Regions from separate parts of the Homo sapiens genome. Here region 1 is linked to region 2. A link is an interaction called in ENCODE POLR2A ChIA-PET data of the cell type or tissue named here. Cell type or tissue: A673. All regions are shown on one strand.

Evidence for each region. ChIA-PET counts read pairs that join two places held together with the same protein. Peaks named below come from ENCODE experiments on the same cell type or tissue, not always from the same donor. Only the 100,000 strongest peaks of a DNase experiment are listed, where the experiment ranks them.
Region 1: POLR2A ChIA-PET joins it to region 2 with 5 read pairs; 10 of 35 experiments call an interaction of 5 or more read pairs at or near these places.

Annotation. Positions count from the first base shown.
Region 1 is chr19:49,477,621-49,480,120 of GRCh38, forward strand. It overlaps FLT3LG (fms related receptor tyrosine kinase 3 ligand), which reads left to right. Exons shown (of 9, transcript NM_001459.4): 6 at 1,289-1,427. Among named protein-coding and RNA genes, the nearest start is that of FLT3LG, 4.7 kb to the left of the region's middle. In A673, a CTCF peak has its summit at 1,357; a DNase peak (open chromatin) is centred at 1,351.
Region 2 is chr19:49,629,843-49,632,342 of GRCh38, forward strand. No RefSeq gene overlaps it. Among named protein-coding and RNA genes, the nearest start is that of RRAS, 9.0 kb to the right of the region's middle. In A673, no CTCF peak of the experiment used is centred here; no DNase peak of the experiment used is centred here; H3K27ac peaks cover 724 bases.

The DNA of each region.
Region 1 (2,500 bases), 150 kb before region 2:
AGTCCCAGCTACTTGGGAGACTGAGGCAGGAGAATTGCTTGAACCCAGGAGGCAGAGGTTGCAGTGAGCCGAGATCACACCACTGCCCTCCAGCCTGGGCGACAGAGCAAGACTCCATCTCCAAAAAAATAAAAATAAAATAAAAGCCTGGGTACAGTGGCTCACGCCTGTAATCCCAGCACTTTGGGAGCCCGAGGCGGGCAGATCACGAGGTCAGGAGTTTGAGACCACCCTGGCCAATGTGGTGAAACCCCGTCTCTACTAAAAATACAAAAATTAGCTGGGCATGGTGGCGCGCGCCTGTAGTCCCAGCTACTCAGGAGGCTGAGGCAGAATTCCTTGAACCCGGGAGGTAGAAGTTGCAGTAAGCCGAGATCGTGCCACTGTACTCCAGCCAGGGTGACAGAGCAAGACTCTGTCCCCAAAAAATAAATAAATAATAAAGTAACTTTGGGAGGCCGAGGCGGGCGAGTCACCTGAGGTCAGGAGTTCGAGACCAGCCTGGCCAACATAGAGAAACCCCGTTTCTACTAAAAAATATAAATAAATAAATAAATAAATAAATAGGCTGGGCACGGTGGCTCACGCCTGTAATCCCACACTTTGGGAGGCCGAGGCGGGCGGATCACAAGGTCAGGAGATCAAGACCATCCTGGCTAACACAATGAAACCCCATCTCTACTAAAAATACAAACAATTAGCCGGGCGTGGTGGCAGGCGCCTGTAGTCCCAACTACCTGGGAGGCTGAGGCAGGTGAATGGCGTGAAACCAGGAGGCGGAGCTTGCAGTGAGCCGAGATTGCGCCACTGTACTCCAGCCTGGGCAACAGAGCGAGACTCTGTCTTAAAAATAAATAAATAAATAAATATGGCCAAGCACGGTGGCTCATGCCTACAATCCCAGCACTTTGGGAGGCCAAGGTGGGCAGATCACCTGAGGTCAGGAGTTCGAGACCAGCCTGGCCAACATGGAGAAACCCCGTCTCTACTACAAATACAAAAAATAGCTGGGCATGGTGGTGGGCACCTATAGTCCCAACCACTGAGGAGGCTGAGGCAGGAGAATCACTTGAACCTGGGAGGCAGAGGTTGCATTTCACCACTCCAGCCTGGGCAACAGAGTGAGACTCTATCTCAAAAAAAAATTAATTAATTAAATAAATAAACTCTGAGAGCCAGAGCTCACTGGGCCCTGTTGCTGGGCATCGCCAGCAGGGAAGGGCCTTTGGCCTGCGGAGGGGCGGTGGGGGGATGACGTGGTGGTGACGTCTCCCTCCCCTGCTCCCAGCCCCCCCCCAGCTGTCTTCGCTTCGTCCAGACCAACATCTCCCGCCTCCTGCAGGAGACCTCCGAGCAGCTGGTGGCGCTGAAGCCCTGGATCACTCGCCAGAACTTCTCCCGGTGCCTGGAGCTGCAGTGTCAGCCCGGTAAAGGCTTCCAGGCACCCCCACTCCTTCCCCTCCTGTCCTCACGGCCGCTCCTCCTCTCTGCACAGTGCATCCCAGACCCCATCTTTCTCATATTGGTTGTGACAAGGGCAAGCTTATTCCTCTTTCTGGAGCTCAGTTTACCAATTTTTTTTTTTTTTTTTTGAGACGGAGTCTCGCACTGTCGCCCAGGCTGGAGTGCAGTGGCGTGATCTTGGCTCACTGCAAGCTCCGCCTCTCGGGTTCATGCCATTCTCCTGCCTCAGCCTCCCAAGTAGCTGGGACCACAGGCGCCCGCCACCACACCCGGCTAATTTTTTGTATTTTTAGTAGAGACGGGGTTTTACCGAGTTAAACCAGGATGGTCTCGATCTCCTGACCTTGTGATCCACCTGCCTTGGCCTCCCAAAGTGCTGGGATTACAGGCGTGAGCCACAGTGCCCAGCCTACCTTTTTTTTTTTTTTTTTTTTTGAGATGGAGTCTTGCTCTGTCCCCCAGGCTGGAGTGCAGGGGTGCTATCTCGGCTCACTGCAAGCTCTGCCTCCTGGGTTCACGCCATTCTCTTGCCTCAGCCTCCCCAGCAGCTGGGACTACAGGCGCCTGCCACCTCACGCGGCTAATTTTTTTTTTTGTATTTTTAGTAGAGACGGTGTTTCACCGTGTCAGCCAGGATGGTCTCGATCTCCTGACCTCGTGATCTGCCCGCCTCGGCCTCCCAAAGTGCTAGGATTACAGATGTGAGCCACCGCGCCCAGCCTATTGTTTTTTTTTTCTAAGTCGGAGTCTTGCTCTGTCGCCCAGGCTGGAGTGCAGTGGCGCAATCTTGGCTCACTGCAACCTCCATCTCCAGGGTTCAAGCGAATCTTCTGCCTCAGCCTTCCGAGTACCTGGGATTACAGATGCGCATACCATGCCTGGCTAGTTTTTGTGTTTTTAGTAGAGATGGGTTTTCACCATGTTGGCCAGGCTGGTCTTGAACTCCTGACCTCAAGTGATCCACCCACCTTGGCCTCCCAAAGTGCTGGGATTATAGGCGTGAGCCACCGCGCTCAGCCTATTCACTCATTTAATT
Region 2 (2,500 bases):
CCACCCGCCCTGGCCTCCCAAAGTGCTGGGATTGATTAGAGGTATGAGCCACCGCGCTCGGCCGGGAGTGGAGTGTTGTGAGCGTGGACAGTGAGGTCAGGAATCATCCCTTTAGGGACAGAATCACCTTGTGGTTGGCCTTTGGCATCCAGCTGCCCAGATTAGAATCCCAGCTGCAGCACTAACCAGGCAGATTGGGTAACAGACCCCATCTTCACCTTTGCCATCCATTAAATGGGCTTTTGTCAAAATGAAGGAAGACAACCGGTTTGGAGCACCTGGCCTGCAGCTCCTGTGACCTGTAGCAGGAGATCTAGAGAAGCTTAACAGAGGTCCACAACATGACAGAAAACAAAGAGACACAGAGAAAGATAAAGATGGGGACATTGGCCGGGCGTGGTGGCTCACACCTGTAATCCCAGCACTTTGGGAGGCCAACGTGGATGGATCACCTGAGGTCAGGATTTCGAGACCAGCCTGGCCAGCATGGTGAAACCCTGCCTCTACTAAAAATACAAAAATTTGTCGGGTATGGCCGGGCACAGTGGCTTATGCCTGTAATCCCAGCAAATTGGGAGGCCAAGGTGGGACGATCATCTGAGGTCGGAAGTTCAAGACCAGCCTGACCAACATGGAGAAACCCCGTCTCTACTGAAAATACAAAATCAGCCGGGGTGGTGCGCATGCCTGTAATCCCAGCTACTCAGGAGGCTGAGGCAGGAGAATCGCTTGAACCCGGGAGGCGGAGGTTGCGGTGAGCCGAGATCGCGCCATTGCACTGCAGCCTGGGCAACAAGAGTGAAACACTGTCTCAAAAAAAAAAAAAAAAAAAAATTTAGTCGGGCATGCTTGCCGGTGCCTGTCATCCCAGCTACTTGGGAGGCTGAGGCAGAAGAATTGCTTGAGTCTGGGAGATGGAAGTTGCAGTGAGCCAAGATCACGCCACTGCACTCCAGCCTGAGCGGCAGAGTGAGACTCCGTCTTGAAAAAAAAAAAAAAAGATGGGGACATCAAAACCTGGAAAGCTTTAGAATCGTTGCTAGGGCCTGCCAGAGCTCAGGGGAGGGGAGGAACCGAATACATAATTTCTGGCACTAACAGTACCTAGGGAGATGCCAGCCTTTTTGCTGTTGTGTGTTGATCTTTGGGACACTGGTGGCTGTAAACCTTCCAAAAATGGTCTGCCAGTTGTCTTGAGCATTTGGGGGGCAAGCGGTAACTTTAATCACCTTCTCAAAGTGCATCTTGGTCCTACTAGAAGCAGGGTGCCCCAGCCAAGAAGTTGGCCCCATCGGGCAGTGCAGGAAAGACTCTGATCCTCTGCAGGGGGCATGTGGATGGTGAGATCTGGGAAGAGAGATGTTGGCACAGGACTCCTTCCTGTTGGGGGCTCAGTACCCGCAGCTGGGGCTTAGGTGGAAGTGTCAGAGCTTGTTTGGAAACTGATCAAAACATTGCCCACCCTCTTGCCCCACCACTCCCCATCCAGCAGGGGTGGACCCCTGGTGTGCAGAGTTCCTAGCAGGGAAGAGAGCCAACATGTGACAGTACATCCGAGCTGTACTTTTTCCCAGGGCAGAAGGTTGAGAACAGGCCAAAGATTCTGTGATAATAGAACCCGGAAAGGGATATTTAGCTAATCAGTTTTTTTTTTTTTTTTTTTTTTTTTGAGACAGAGTGTCGCTCTTGTTGCCCAGGCTGGAGTGCAACGGCACGATCTCAGCTCACTGCAACCTCTGCCTCCCGAGTTCAAGCGATTCTCATGCCTCACCCTCCCAAGTAGCTGGGATTACAGGCGCCCGCCACCACACCCGGCTAATTTTTGTAGTTTTAGTAGAGAGGGGGGTTTCACCATGTTGGCAAGGCTGCTCTCGAATTCCTGACCTTAGGTGATTCGCCCGCCTTGCCCTACCAAAGTGCTGGGATTACAGGCGTGAGCCACTGCGCCCAGCCTGCTAATCCGTGTTCTAATCCGGGATACAGAGGGACATTCATGGTTCTGGGGCAGAATGGAGACATGTCAGCCACAGTCATTGATGGTGAGCACTTAGTATGCGCCGGGCTCATTCCTCCTCTGCAATCGTCTCCTTTAGTCTCGTGCTCACCCTGTGAAGTAGCTTTGTACTTACCCCCATTTTACAGATGAGACTGAGGTGGCAGAGCTGGATTTGAATTCAGGCATCCCGGTCACGCAAAGGCCATGCTCCACCCTAGGACTAGGAAGCAGGTTCCAGGGTGGGTGCGAGTAGAGCATTCAGGGATCAGGGGCCTGGGTATAGGGAGCAGATGTTTGACTGCTGATAGGTTTCAGGTGGAGCCTCAAGTTCAGGGCATCGGGACATCTCGGTTGAGGTGTTTTGTTTTGTTTTTGTTTTTTTTGAGATGGACTCTCGCTCTGTCGTCCAGGCTAGAGTGCAGTGGCGCAATCTCGGCTCACTGCAACTCCACCTCCTGGGTTCACACCATTCTTCTGCCTCAGTCTCCTGAGTAGCTGGGACTA